3 separate regions of the Homo sapiens genome follow, and regions 1 and 3 are each linked to region 2. The links are chromatin loops, found by intact Hi-C in ENCODE. Cell type or tissue: dorsolateral prefrontal cortex. All regions are shown on one strand.

Evidence for each region. Peaks named below come from ENCODE experiments on the same cell type or tissue, not always from the same donor. Only the 100,000 strongest peaks of a DNase experiment are listed, where the experiment ranks them.
Region 1: it touches region 2 in a loop (2.9-fold over the local background); 24 of 110 quality-filtered maps call a loop at or near these places.
Region 3: it touches region 2 in a loop (3-fold over the local background); 19 of 110 quality-filtered maps call a loop at or near these places.

What each region holds. Positions count from the first base shown.
Region 1 is chr3:53,233,698-53,238,697 of GRCh38, reverse strand. TKT (transketolase) reads left to right here. Exons shown (of 14, transcript NM_001064.4): 5 at 3,524-3,715. Among named protein-coding and RNA genes, the nearest start is that of TKT, 20 kb to the left of the region's middle. RefSeq lists an enhancer at 1,517-2,325. In dorsolateral prefrontal cortex, no CTCF peak of the experiment used is centred here; a DNase peak (open chromatin) is centred at 2,357; H3K4me3 peaks cover 503 bases; H3K27ac peaks cover 3,439 bases.
Region 2 is chr3:53,708,049-53,713,048 of GRCh38, reverse strand. All of the region lies in intron 9 of CACNA1D (calcium voltage-gated channel subunit alpha1 D), which reads right to left. Among named protein-coding and RNA genes, the nearest start is that of CHDH, 140 kb to the left of the region's middle. In dorsolateral prefrontal cortex, CTCF peaks have their summits at 2,477 and 2,682 (motif pointing right); DNase peaks (open chromatin) are centred at 1,508 and 2,718; H3K4me3 peaks cover 320 bases.
Region 3 is chr3:53,111,717-53,116,716 of GRCh38, reverse strand. RFT1 (RFT1 glycolipid translocator homolog) reads left to right here. Exons shown (of 13, transcript NM_052859.4): 7 at 4,809-4,887. Among named protein-coding and RNA genes, the nearest start is that of RFT1, 16 kb to the left of the region's middle. RefSeq lists an enhancer at 1,184-2,383. In dorsolateral prefrontal cortex, CTCF peaks have their summits at 2,411 and 2,617 (motif pointing left); DNase peaks (open chromatin) are centred at 2,586 and 3,215; H3K27ac peaks cover 637 bases.

The DNA of each region.
Region 1 (5,000 bases), 470 kb after region 2:
TCGGGGAGTCCTGTGGGCGGGAAGCCTCCTAGAGGAGGAAGGCCAGTGGGGCCAGCCCGCAGGGTGTGAGAAGGGCCCAGTTCTGCAGCTGATGGCATCTCCACTGCCCTGTCCTCCACTCCTGCAGCAGAAGTGCCATAGTGGGGTTCGGGAAGACTGTGGGTCCTTGAAGGACAGGAGGCTGCAGGGAGCACCTTCTGTGTGCAGGCCCTTCCCCAGGACTGGCTCTCCAAGGAGGCCTCACAGTCCCTTCCAGACCCCTTCAGGCCAGTGTCACCTGACCACAGTTTGCTTTCATTCCTTGGTGAGCCTTGGGGCAGGCTTGGCTACACCCAGAAGTGATTCACCATGAAGTAAAGAGAGAGAGACACACAAAGAATGAGATGCATGTTTAAGAGCATTTTATTTGGCAGAGAACCAGAGATGTGAGTTAATTATTCCCTACAGTTGCTGGAAATAATTCCCTGTGAAGGGGCATTTCCTGACCCTAACATAATGGAACAAGTCAGTGTAGGGAGAAGGAGTTTAGCTGGGTTCCCAGAAGCCAGGGTGGCTTGGGGCCAGGGTTGCCTGGAGCCTAGGCCCCTGACTGTACCTGGGGGAAGGGGCCAGGGCATCCAGGGATTATCATGTCAGGCCAGGCACCCGGAGGTAGCGTCTTGATAGAGCAAACTGGTCTCCACTCACTGTTTCTCCCTGCCCTCCTGTTTAAAAAGTACAGAATGATATTAAGAAATGAACGTTTTCCTTATTTTTTTATTTTTATTTTTTCTGAGATGGAGTCTCGCTCTGTCACCCAGGCTGGAGTGCAGTGGTACGATCTCGGCCCACTGCAACCTCCGCCTCCCGGGTTCAAGTGATTCTCCTCCTGCCTCAGCCTCCCGAGTAGCTGGGACTACAGGTACGTGCCACCACGCCTGGCTAATTTTTTGTATTTTTAGTAGAGACGGGCTTTCACCATGTTAGCCAGGATGGTCTCAATCTCCTGACCTTGTGATCTGCCCACCTCGGCCTCCCAAAGTGCTGGGATTACAGGCATGAGCCACTGCACCCAACCAATGTTTTCCTTATTCTTAGCACACTGCCTCCCACCCCCAATTTAAATCTAATGATGTATTTTGTCCATGTTATCATGAGAAAAGCTTACAAATCTGTAATCCCAGTGTGTGTGTGTGTGTGTGTGTGTGTGTGTGTGTGTGTGTATAATATAAAATCTAGTATTACACTTTAAACCAAGCCTTCTATCATGAGCTTTTTCTCCTGATATTAACAGTGGAGAGCTGGTTTTTTTTGTTTTGTTTTGTTTTTTTGAGATGGAGTCTTGCTCTGTCACCCAGGCTGGAGTGCAGTGGTGCCATCTTAGCTCACTGCAACCTCCGCCTCCTGGGTTCAAGTAATTCTCCTGCCTCAGCTTCCCGAGTAGCTGGGATTACAGACGCGCACCACCACACTCAGCTAATTTTTATATATTTAGTAGAGACGGGGTTTCATGACGTTGGCCAGGATGGTCAGTCTCAAACTCCTGACCTCAGGTCATCTCCCTACTTCAGCCTCCCAGAGTGCTGGGATTACAGGCGTGAGCCACTGCACACATCCTGAGAGCTGGTTTTAATGATCACATAATATTCTGTTTTATGGAGATGCTATAATCCATCTAGCCAGTCCTTTGTTGTTGGACACGTAAGGTAGTTTCCAAATCGTTCTACAACAAATGTCGACCTTCTGTTTAGGGTTCCCTCTCTTCAAATTAGTTCATGAATGGATGTTTGCAGCCCCCCACCCCTAACTCTAACAGCTCAGGCAATACCAAGCCTCAGGGTTAGCCCAGGCTCCTGTAGGCCCCTTCCCTGTTCACAACCCCTTCCTTGGCATCTCCTCGGGACCTCAGCACGCCCTCTGACCTGAGCCTGATGGCCCTGTAGGGCTTAGCCTTGTCCCTAGTCTCGAAGCCAAAGCTGTGCTGGGCCTCCAGTGCTAGCCTCGGTTCGACTTCCCTGGAAGTGGGTGTGGGCTTGGGGTGGCAGCCAGTTGCCTTCCCTGGAATCCCTTTCTGGGAAGTCGAGTTGGCTTCTCTGGCTCAGCCCCATCATGTGGCCCCTTTCTGGAGCTGCTGTGCCAGACCAGAGTCCCTGCAGGGTCTCTGGGCCCCCTCAAAACCTACAGGGGAAAGAGGAGGCAAGGCTGGGACAGGATAGGGCCTCTGAAGTGTGGGCCTGAGGCTTTGTCCTTCTGGCCATGGTACCCCACAGGGGCACCACCTCCTGTGGTGGAGGCCACAGAAGAGCAGTATGAGGCAGGAGAGGCTGCAGGGAGTGCTCCTGGCCTGCTGGCATGTGGAAGTGCTGAGTCATGCTGACAGCTCCGTGGCTAGCTGTCCCAGCCTCTTCCTGCTGCCCCTGCCTTGGCCCTGCGGCAGGGAGGCCTGGAGGCTTGGACTGCTGAGCATGCAGCCGGGTTGAGGGCCTTTTCCTGCAGGAGCAGGAGGGCAGCCATGTCCCCTCTGAGCCCAACCAGGCACCAGCCTCATTTCCTAGGGCTACACAGCTAGACACTGGGCAGGGTAAGGGGAGGTCCCCAAGTCCTACCACTCCTCACCCTACTTGCATGCCTGCACGGCAAGGAGCGGACAGTCTAGGCTACAGTCAGACCTGCGTTTGAATCCTGGCTCAGCAACTTCCTGACAGCGCGACCTTCAGACAAGTCCTGTCTGTTGCTGCCGTCCCTCTGCTACCCCCATCCCCTCACATCTCCCAGGCCGGGAACGTTCTGTTTGCTGGGTAATTTATCCCAAGTTCAGTGTTCTTTTTAACGTCTCACTGTCTTGAAAAGATCACAGTTGCCTGTGTTGAGGGGAGGAGAGGGCCCCTGTGGTAGAGAAAGAGCCAGGTGCAGCTTCAGTCTTGGGGTCAAGAGCTAGTCTTGGAAGCTTGGGGAGAGCCTGTCCCAGGAAGCGCCTGGTCCTCAAGTGCCCTCTGCTCTATCCTCCCCAGAGCCCTCTTGCTCCAGGGTGTTGCCTAGAGTGCCTCAGGCCTCCTTGGCCCACCTCCCTCCTCCGGGCAGAAGCAGAGCTTGGTTCCCAAGGTTCCCCTTTCCCACTGGCCCACCCAGCCAGTCCCAAGGCCTCCTCCAACCTCTGGTTCACAGCGGGGTCTGTCCCCTGCAGCAGGTGGCTCAAGCCTATTCACCCACCCTTCCTCACTTTCCTCTCATTCCAACAACCCCCATTTTTCTAGATCTTATTAGCCAGATCCCTGTTGTCCTAGACCTCTGTTTCTTAACAACCAGTACTTCTTCCTGAGCTCCTGACGTCTTCCTTCATGCCATTTTCTCTTGGGGTGTGGCTTGTGGTAGGCTGCAGGAACCTGGTGACACTGTTGCCCCTCGAGTGTAAATGCCATCTGTTCTGCATATCCATGCGTGGCTGCTCCTTTACCCAGAATGCAGGCTCCTTGGATGGGTGGGGGGGTGGGAGCCAGCTGGGTCCAGGTGAGAGGGACTGGCCTGATTCACTCTCTGTCCACAGCTACCGAGTCTATTGCTTGCTGGGAGACGGGGAGCTGTCAGAGGGCTCTGTATGGGAGGCCATGGCCTTCGCCAGCATCTATAAGCTGGACAACCTTGTGGCCATTCTAGACATCAATCGCCTGGGCCAGAGTGACCCGGCCCCACTGCAGCACCAGATGGACATCTACCAGAAGCGGTGCGAGGCCTTCGGGTATGTACGAGGCTGTGGCCTGAGTGTGGTCACAGCACGGGAGAGTGGTCTGTGATCACAGCTTTGCAGGTGCAGGTGCAGGAGCTGAAGCTGGGACCTTAAGCACCATCTAAAGGTCCCTTTCTTTAGCATTTGACTCACAATTTCAAACTCTAGGCATTTGGACTTAATGGCTCAGGATATGTGGGCCAGGCCCAGTTTTAAGTGAGTTTCCTTGTTTTCGTGGTTGTGGCATGGTGGCTCTCGGAGCTTCCACACACCATCTCACGTCAGCTCGCTTTGTTCTTGAGGAAGGAGGGTTCTTGAGGGATGGGGGCTTGCTCGGTAAAGCTAAAGGATGTATAGCTGCGGAGAGGTTTGAACCTCAGTTTGGTGGCCACGTCCTGTGCCCAGCCCCGCCCAGCCTGGGGAGGAGGAACAGGCTCCTGGTGAAATGGGAGATAGGGTTTCCAGATGCCCCCCTTCGGCCTTGATTGGTTACAAATTCAGGGTCAAAGGGCACAAAGCAGGGAGGTCAATCTGCATGGGTGTCAGCCAGAGGGGCTCCACCTCAAAGCCTCCACCGGTGTTGCCAAACACAAGCTGCTCTGCACAGGGGCCCAGCATTGGCTGAGGAGGCTGTGGAGGGGAGGGAGCAGGGCAGGTGCCGTGCAAGGCTTTGAGACTCAGGTCAGGCCTCCAGGACTGCGTTTTGCGGATGAACCCATGCCTGTGACTACACTAAGTAACAGGATGCTTGGGGTTACCTTGCAGTAGCACAGCATACGCAGGCCTGTGTTCCCTGATGACTGACCTCAGAAAGGGAGAGGAGGAAGGGAGGAAATAATCTCTGTTGGACAGGCGAGGAAACTGAGCCACAGGGTCCTCACCCCACAGGCCTCCCCAAGGCCACATCTATCTGGGGACTCAGAGTACAACCCCAGCAGCACCCCCAGGACCTGTGTCCATAACCTCGTGACTCAAGCCAGATTCCTGAAGTCCTGGCTCCACCGCTAACTTGCTTTGTGGCGTGGGTCACGTTACTTACTCCACCTTCGGTGTCTCAGTTGATTTGTCTGTACAATGGGGCCAGCTCAGCACCCAAGCATGGCGTGGTGAGGCTTCAGTGGGCTAATATGGGTAGTGGTTGGCATGGCACTCAGTTTGAGAAGTGCTATTTTTATTCTTATGTCAAAAAGAGTCCCCAAAAGGATAGCTTTTCAAGAGAAAGGGTGCTCTGCCCCAGCTCCTTCCTGTATATTTGACTCCATGGTTCATTTCAAAAACATTTCCAGCACCACATCCA
Region 2 (5,000 bases):
CCAAGTGCTCTGCATGTAGAATGTCCCAGAGAATGGGGTGCAGCACAGGAAGCAGTAGCTCCCCAGAGGCCTCAGGGCGTCACAGGAGAGCCTCAGTCCTCCAGTCAAGGCACCCCGAAGGGAAGGCTTGCCACACATCAAACTGAGCCCAGAGCCCTCCAGCCTCGTCTAGAACCTGTCCCATTAGTAGCCTCATTCACAGATGTCTTTGGCCTCAGAGCCTCACTCCTCTGTTCTCCACAGGACAGACTTTTTTGCACACTCAGGAATTTATTTTAGCATTTCCTTCCACCTCCAAGCAGCCTAAAGCTTCTCATTCTTTTCAAAGGTAAGGGTAGGGGGTGAGGCTGGACAACTGAGCAGTGGCTGAGTTGTGGCTGCCTTCCTAGGGGACAGGGTACCTGACACCTAGACCTCATGTTTTCATCTTATTTTCATGACAAACATGAGCAGTACCATGACGTACAGGCCTGCCAAATCCAGAAGAAGCCCACACACCCCCTAAAGGCACATGCACATGCTAGTAGAGACACATTAGGCCACCACAGAGTAACAGCCTCTTGCTGCTGTAAAGAAGCCAGGCTCTTCTTGGAGAATGGAGGTCAAGGCCAGACCAAGGTTTCCATGTCTCAAGCAAGAATTATGCCCAGACAATAACTATCTCCGCGTGTTCAGGGACAGGGGCAGCCCAGCATCCATATGAGGGCTCGTGCCCCACCTGGTGCCAGCAGGGTCGGAGTCCTTCCTGAGTCCCCAGGTATTTCAGTCAATAAAAAGCCATTCCCACTCAAAATAAAGTTCCTTAAATGTGTCAGCCTGCTTCCTCTCCCTGCAGATCTCAGAAAGACAATGGAGAAGGCACAAGAATCCTTAAAGAATCACAAGGCCCAAGCCTGCATTCAGCAAGGCAGAACCAAGGAGGGGTGTTTTCTTTTCTGGGGACAGAAATCATTTATCTCCTTTTGGTAACCTCTCCAGAGCTATATTCCTATGTCAGTCTTTAAAGATGTTTTTTCTTATGTCCATGACACTATTTCCTGCTTAGCTGAAGGCCATTCTTCTTGCAGACACCTTCAGGTGCTGCATCAAGCCCAGCCTCCTGTTCATAAACCTTCCGTGAATGCTACAGATAAAAAAGGCAGCCCCAACTCTGCCCCTAACTCACTGTCCCACCTCAGGCAAGTTCCACCTCCTCTTCTCCCTCCTTTGGGGTCCACAACGTGCTGAATGACAAGGGCTTATATCTGATAATCTCTTAATTCCTTTTCACTTTTAGGCCTTCTGATGAGACCTAGACTCTAATATAACCCTCTTCAGATATCCACGGGTTGTTCCCATCTGCGTCCCATAACCTCTCAGCTCAGCATTCCCATGGGGCCAGAGGCCACTTCAAAGAAAAGAGTACAGTGTGTCCCCTCTGTTCCCTTAGTTGTTGGCTTCACGTCCCTGCTGTCTGAATCTCCTTAAACAGACTTTCCCCAGAGTCAGGTGACCAGGGCCGATCCTGGTGGCAGAACTGGGTCGACTGTGCTGGTGTGCATAGGCAAAGCTTTGTGCTGCTGTCGAACCACTGCCATGACTTGGGCAGAGCAAGGCAGGGAGCCAGCTGCTCACCTAACTGTCTGCCTGGGGATGGGCCTGACAGCTACTCCAGGGATTCTGAGGAAGGGTATGTTTAGCATCATTTTAGGACATATCTGGAAATATAACTTTCCCACACGAGCCCATTCTCACTTTCAAAGGCAAGTGCCCCCAAATCTTTGCATCCCTGAAGTCTATTTTTATTTATTTTGATTTTTTAAGAGACAGAGATCGCACTCTGTTACCCAGGCTGGAGTGTAATGGCGCAATATCGCTGACTGCAGCCTCGAACTCCTGGGCTTATGCAATCCTCTTGCCTCAGCCTCCCAAGTAGCTGGGGACTATAGGCATGCACCACCACACCTGATTTTTTTGTTTGCTTCTTTGTTTACAATTTTTGGTAGACACAGGGTCTCACTTTGTTGCCCAGGCTAGTCTCAAACTCCTGGCTTCAAGTGATCCTCCTGCCTCGGCTTCCTAAAGTGCTGGAATTACAGGTGTGAGCCACTGCATCCAGCTAATTTCATTCTTAAAGCTGCCACTACTAGCTTTGGCATAGTCCTGGGCAAAGTAGCCAGAGACTAAAAGACAGAGAAGCAATTTGAAACATGTAGCCTGGAGAAAAAAAAATCAATCAAATAACATTATTGGAATTTCTAAACGGTTTAAATTTAAAAAAATCATTTGGGGAAAAGTATTTTAAAAGTCTGCCTTCCAGTCTAAGAATATTCATGCCGAATCAAGTACATTTTTTGAGTTGGTTCAGCTGCTTCTTTATAAGGTACAGTTCAAACAAAAAGAAAACTGCAATGCTATCTTGGTAAGGGCACATTATTTTGGAAAAAGACAAGAAGAAAGAAATCAAGCAATTAAAATATAGGCATCTTCTGAACACACCACACGGCACATGCACTTCACACAATGCCTATGTGCAAGGAAAAGGTATCAGAGATGTTGCGGAAAAAGAAAGCTCAGTCTCAGCAATTTACCATGATCTTTAGCCCTGCGTTGCCGAAAGCAGCAAAACTTCTTTTTCTTCTTATCCTCTTTAAGCAAGTCGGCCACTGTGACCCCTTCAGGTTGAACACAGGCAATTTCATTATGAAGCAGCAGAGGGCAGCAACAGCAGCCAAACCAGGGCCCCACGCGGCCAGCCCTGCCAGCCAGGTTGCCTCACGCAATGGACGCCCGCCTGCCCCAGACCCCTCCTGCTAGGAATCCAGCTCAGCATCAGAACAGCGGAGAGGAAGTGCCCTTTCCACAGCTATTACACAAACACCTGTCTTTAAGAACCTGTTCTAAATCAACAACCAGCTAACCCATGCTAGATAAAGGTTTCCAGGGTTTGGCTTCCCATCTAAGTAGGGTATTAAGGAAAAGGCACTTTAGGGGGAGTCAGGAGCCCTGTACAGACTGGATATGTGATTCCAAACAGCACTACCATATGGGACAGGACAGGTGGGAGTTCAAAAGGTGGGCTCTGGACTCTGACAGGCCAGGTCTAACCCCAGCCCTGTCACTTCCATGTCAGAAGACTGTGGACAGGTTACCTGATACTGTGAAGCCTTAGTTTCCTCCACACCTGTAAGATGTCAATAATAATTGGACCTGTACTGCGTAAGGTTGTTGTAAGAGGTGAACAGTGGAGACAGTAATAAAAGCAATGTGCCCAGCTTTGGCAAGGCACAATCAACCACCACTACTGTCATCACTACGACTCTCCCATGACCACCAGGTCACGAGAGAAATGACTCTAGGATCTTTAACCCCTTGCAGCCCCATGATTCCATGATCACTCTAAGCCAGCTAGTCTTTAGAGTACGGACCCTGTGCTCTAGGGGAGGGTTGTGCGAAGCAGTGTGAGACAGCAGCAGGAATGCTGGAGTAAGCAAGGGCATGGGCAGCACAGACACCTGCACACTATGGGTAGGCAGAATACTCACGTTCCTAAAATGTGCATCCTTTCTGACACAGCAGACCCTTTTCTTGTATCCTCTCCCACAAAACCATGAACACGAGCACGCAGACACAGGGGCATGTGTTTGCAGGGGTTAATGATAGTTAGCCTGCAGACTGTGGCAGAGCTTGGGTTCAAATCCCAGCTTTGCCACGTAAGTCACATGGCCTTGGGAAGCTACTGAACTGCTTTGTGCTTTAGTTTCCCCATCTGTCAAGTTCCTGTCTCACAGAGTTGTGTGAAGAAGAATGAATGTATTCACCCACAGCCTTTGGAACAGTGTCTCACACACAGAAAGCACCTGACAAATGCTAGTTATTATTACTCTATGTTCTTTCATTCAAGAAGGAAGTAATGGCATGCTCATGTATGGGACAAGCACTGTGCTGGGTGCAGCCACACAACAGAGGGCAGAAACAGACCCTATTCCTGCTGCACCCATGGAGCTGATGGTCTCATGGTGGAGAGACCTCTATAAAGTAGAGGTCCACGTGCTGTAGAGTGCATAGTCCATTGTAGCAGTTTTTATAATGGCAATTTATTGAAAAGAGCCAACATTTTGCTTTAAAAACATGGGAAATATCTGTGGTACATGGTTCAGTGAAAAATACCTGTGTTGGGCATCTTAGGGTGGAAGCTATATGCATGCGGTCTGTGTCATGTATTATGTGCAGTGAGGTGGGGAAGTAGAGGCCCCAAACTTCTAAGTCTGCCTCTCTTTAAGGAGAAGGAAGAGAGAATTTTTTTCTTACTTTATATACTTTGAAATTACATGAATTTTTTATGTAGGCAAATATTACTTCCATAATTAAAATGTATTAAAAACAAATAAAACAACCCTGATTTGAGACTGCAAACTTGGCTGGAGTACCCACTCCTTGTCTCCACAGTGGGGCAACAGTCCCTGAGTCCAGCTCCCATCAGCTCTTAGGAGGCTGAAGGTGATGGCAGACATGCAGGCACTTTTAGAAATTACCACTGCTTTCTATCACCCCTGTGGAGAGAGTCTGCCTGTCCAGACAACTACTCCCAGTGCCACCCCAATGGAGACAGTGTCCAGCCACTGACCCTAGGGCCAGCCCCTGAGTCAGCCCTCCCACTTCCCAGTGAAAGCACTTCCAGCTGCCTCTCCAGTGAGGGCTCTTGACCTGGACGCATATTTACCGTATGCCACTCTAACTGCTGCTGTTTGCTTTACAGCTTTTACTTGAGTATCTTCCATTTTGAACTTGTGCCTTGAGGTAGTTCAATGGTGATGAAAGCAGTTTTGTAAATCAAAATTTCAAAACACAGTCTTTCAAAACAGGACCAGCAAATTGCTATGCCTTATGCTTGCAACCAGCTATAACGTCCTGGTTTTCTGTCCACCCCCAAAGCAAACATTGCAGTAAGAGGCAACTAGGTAGCACATGCAAAAGAGAGGCAGCTAGGGCAACCTGCTCCACCAAGCCCCAGGGTGGCA
Region 3 (5,000 bases), 600 kb after region 2:
GGCAGGAGAACTGCTTGAACCCAGGAGGTGGAGGTTGCAGTGAGCTGAGATCGCACCACTACACTCTAGCCTGGGCAACAGAGCAAGACTCTGTCTCAAAAAAAAAAGAGAAAGAAAAAAAGAGGCTGGGTGTGGTGGCTCAAGCCTGTAATCCCAGCACTTTGGGAGACCGAAGTGGGAGGATTGCTTGAGCCCAGGAGTTTGAGACCAGCCTGGGAAACATGGTAAGAACCCGTCTTTACAAAACATGTAAAATTTAGCTGGGCATGGTGGCACATGCCTGTGATCCCAGCTACTCTGGAGGCTGAGGCAGGAGGATCACTTGAGCCCTGGAGACTGAGGCTACAGTAAGCTGTGTTCATGCTACTGCACTTTAGCCTGGGCGACAGAGTGAAACCCTGTCTCAAAAAAAAAAAAAAAAAAAAGAAATGAGATGATTCTGAATGCATGAACGCAGTGTATGACTTTACCATGAGCAGCATGCCTGACTTGACTCCCCAGAGCAGCTTTCTGCACTGGGGACTTCCTTAATGGAAGCTGGTCAAATAATTATATTTACTATCAATTTGACTTAATTGTAAGATTTCCCTTCCTGTTCTTGTAGAATTCCATCTTCTTTAAAGATGCTTATTTAACCTTATAATAAATTAATGATACTTCAAATAATGGCTTCCGTTTATATTCATTGACATTTCTGAGGGATTTAATATGAGAGATATGCTAATATTTAAGTAAAGCTGAGGAATTTGACTCAGCAAGCATGTATTAAACATTATTATATGTTAGGCACTGTACCAGGTGCCCTGAGTGAGGCCCCTACCCTCAGAACTTGCATGGTGATGGAGAGATAGGATCTGTACTCAACTATGCTATAGGACAGTGTGTGTCTAGCGTTATCAAAATAGAAGCACAGAGGAAGGACTGCTGAATTCCATCTAGGAACATCAAGGAAGGCTTCACGGAGGAAGCTTCTTTTGTGCTGGACTTTGACACATGGGTGGGCAGAGGTTAAATGTATATGTGTGGTAGAGATGGGCATTCGTGACCACAGAAGGAAAGAAAATTTGCTCAGTGCTTGTTACCTGCCCATCATTGTGTTGGAATTGGGAATGTAGAGATGACTGGGGTACTTAGGTTGGCTGGAAAATGGGGGAAGGGAGAGAAAGGAAAAGGTGGCGGGAAGTTATGAAGGGAAGTAAACCTGGCTGCCAGGCTAGGGTCAGGTGGCAGTGGCCTCAGTGCTATGGAGCTTGGGTTTAATTCAGGGGCAGTGGAGCCTAATGAAAGGTTTTTGAACAGCACCATGATCAAACTGTCTGTATTGAGGAGCTTGCCGTCTCTTACAGAGTTATAGTGTCTTATTTTTTTTCATTCAGTCCTCATACTGGCTCCATGAGACAGGACTTCTTATCCCATTTTGCAGATGAGAAAGCCAAGGCTTAGCAAAATTAAGTATCTTGTTCACGGCGACATTTACACTAATAATTCAAGGAACTGCAGGTCGAGCCCCAATCTCCAAGCTTGACTCCAAAGCCTGAACCTGCAATGAGAAGGATAGGCTAGAGAAAGAGTAAGAAGCAAAAAAAGCTCATTGGGAGCCTGTGGCAATTGTCCAGGTGAGGAGTAAGGACAGGGGGAGGATGGATGAAAGTGGGAGGATGGATAAAGCTGGGGCAGCATCAATAGCCCCAGAGTGACTGGGATAGGTGGAGCAAGAGGGAGAGGAAGGAGTGCTCTGTAGGGTGGAGGAGGTGACAGAGGGCAGTGGACAGGATGGTAGCCCCACACTCACCAGTGACTCTTGTCATTGTGGTAAGGATGTGGCTGATCATATCATCCTGAGTCAGAAGAGTTTGGGAAGTGGACGAGTGACTCAGGTGAAAGTGTGATGAGCCTCTGAGTTCTGATTCCAGACCTTCCCTGGAGTTACCATCCATCACCTTTTACCACCTTAGCCGCCATTTCTCCGTTAGTACAGTGAGGGCAGTGGAATGGCTTGTTGGTCAGGGTATTCCAGGGAAATTCCTGGCTATTTAGATCAGCTCATCAGTACCAACCCAGCTATTGTGAAATAGGCCTCTTTTGACCGCCCCAAGTGACACCTCCATTCTGAACCTCCATTCTGAATAGAATGGTAACAGTCCACCATATGCTTCCTCTCTCCCACCACTCAGCCCCTGCCTGCAGAAGCCGCATCTCAGATTGGATTTCCTGCCTCTGTGTCCTTAATGAGCACTTTTAGTAAGTGGTGTCACCATTCCTTCTGAACCACAGGCCCATTTAAACCAAAGGCATTAGGAAAATCAAGTATGAGCTCTCAGATTAGGTACACCATCATGATCTCATTCTCCCAAAGAACTTTGTCTTTAAAGAGCTCAATCATCTTCCCAAATCCATTCACAACCTGCAGGCAAACAGGCATCACGAGAGCCTCATGACAAGCAGCAGCCTTCGTTTCCTTTTAAAAGGGGACAGGTCCTGCTTTGCTGACCCCTGGGAGGACCACCACAGCATGGCAAGGGGTGAGGAGCAGTGTGAGAGAGAGAAGGTGCTGAAGCCGGCTGTGGTCAGAATCCAAGTCTGAAGATGACGTGGTCCCCAGTGCCCCCTAGTGGTAGGAAGTTGTCTGGTGCTCTTTGTTCCGGGGAAAGGAGATGGCCTGTTTTAAACATCTTGTGGCCCAATTTCCTTCTCATCAGGGAAGATTTACTCCTGGGCTAAAGAGATAACCTGGCATCTGCTCTAGGTTCTCTGATTCCCTGAGGGCTGCACTGTTTGGGAGGATTCACACTTGCACTCCCTGTGTCTGGAAAAAAGGCTCAGAAACCAAGGAGTAAAGAGAATGGGGGCTAGAAGTGATCCTTGCTTTCAGAGGTGCTCTAGGCTTGCCCTGTCCCAAATGTTAGCCACCAGCCACATGTGGCTATAGAGCATTCTGGAATATGGCTAGTCTGAATTCAGATGAGTCATAAATGCAAAATACATATTGGATTTCAAAGTCTTAATATGAAAAAAAATATTTTTTACAGGGATTACTTGTTGAAATGATAATATTTTGGTTAAATAAAATATATTAAAATTAATTTCACTTGTTTCTTTTTCCTGTGCACTGTGGCTGCTAGAAAATTTAACATTACATTTCTACTGGATAGCATTGCTCTTCACGGATGGGCTTTCTGCCCAGAACAGGGGCCCACATGACTGAGACAGGTTCCAGGCCTGCCCTTGGGCCCACTTCCAGAGCTGTGGCTGACCTTTTGGAGAGGTAGAGTGGGCTTGGCCTTTGTAATTCAGCCCTCCCCTCCCAAAAAGCCCTCTGAAATCCTACCATTGAGAAGTAATCACTTTGGATAATCACTACTTTTCAAAATGCAAGTACCCTAGGATTAAGAACCTAACATCAACCAGGCATGGTGGCTCATGCCTGGAATCCCAGTACTTTGGGAGCCGAGGTGGGAGGATTGCTTGAGCCAGGAGTTTGAGACCAGCCTGGGCAATGCAGCAAGACCCTCATCTCTACAAAAATTTTAAAAATGAGCCAGGCATGGTGGCACACACCTGTAGTCCCGGCTATTCTGGAGGCTGAGGGGGGAAGATGGCTTGAGCCCAGGAGTTTGAGGTTATAGTGAGCTATGATCATGCCACTGCATTCCAACCTGGGTGATAGAGTGAGACCCTGTTTCTAAAACAAAACAAAACAAAAAACCAAACACCTAGTCTAAATATTCTGGGATCCCAGGGTGCCTACAAGATAGAGGAGGGGGCCCCAGAGAGAACTGTGGGAGGTAGAAAAACAGGAGTCAGAGGATACCGAGCTCCCTGGCTGCCTTGCTCTTCCATTTTGTGCTCAGCTCCCTGGCTTTGAGGCCACCTGTCTCTTAATAGGTTGACCTCTACCCTACCTAAGTGTTTCCTTGTCCTTAGGAAATGGGCCATTTGGTGCCGCTGGGAGTTTTATTTATTTATTTATTTTTGAGCCAGATTTTCGCTCTGTCATCCAGGCTGAAGTTCAGTGGTGCCATCTTGGCTCACTGCAACCTCTGCCTTCCAGGTTCAAACGATTCTTGTGCCACAGCCTCCCAAGTAGTTGAGATTACAGACACGTAGCACCACGCCCAGCTAATTTTTGTATTTTTAGTAGAGATGGGGTTTTTGCCATGTTGGCCAAGCTGGTCTCAAACTCCTGGCCTCAAGTGATCCACCCACCTCAGCTTCCCAAAGTGTTGTGATTATAGGCGTGAGCAACCTCGCCTGGCCTGGAGTTTTAGAAGAGTCATATCAGAAATTTTATTTTCTCCGTTCCTCTGTCATACCCATTCTGAGTGGTTTACCTGACCTGCGAAGGCTAAATTTCTTTTGTAATGCAGAAGGGCAGCTCCTATACTTTGTGTAAAAGGGCCCTGGATGGCTGAACATAGCATTACAATGTGCAGTATATGGAGCAGAATTTCTTCTGCAGCCTGGCATGCTTTAGACAGTTTTTAAGGAAAGAACAAACTGTGAGCTGTACGTGTTAGCTGTGGTCAGTGTACTGTGTGGGCCCCCAAGGGACAGCAGCAATTCTTTAGGGGTCTCAGTATATGAGTCTTGGGCAGGCCCTTACAGACTTTGGCTTTGTGTTTAGTAATGTAAATTCTTCTCCAGTGTTTGTGAGATGCCTTCTGTGTGCTTAGCATTGGATGAGGATTCAGTGGAGACTATCCAAGTTGGGATTTAGAGACCAGATTGCATTTGCCTCTCATGTAGCATTGCATTCTTAGACTTGCAACGCCTGTGATGTTTTTGTTTTGTTTTGTTTTCTCTTCTAGGCGTTTATAAACTGGAAAGAGGCTAAACTGACTTGGAGTTTTTTCAAACAGTCTTTCTTGAAACAGATTTTGACAGAAGGTAAGTAGACGGTCACTCTGAATCGTCGGGAGACCATAGTAGAAGGGGATTTCATAGGACTGCCAATTACCTGGGTCCAGACCACCTGTCCAGAGCCTCTGGGGCAGAAGAAT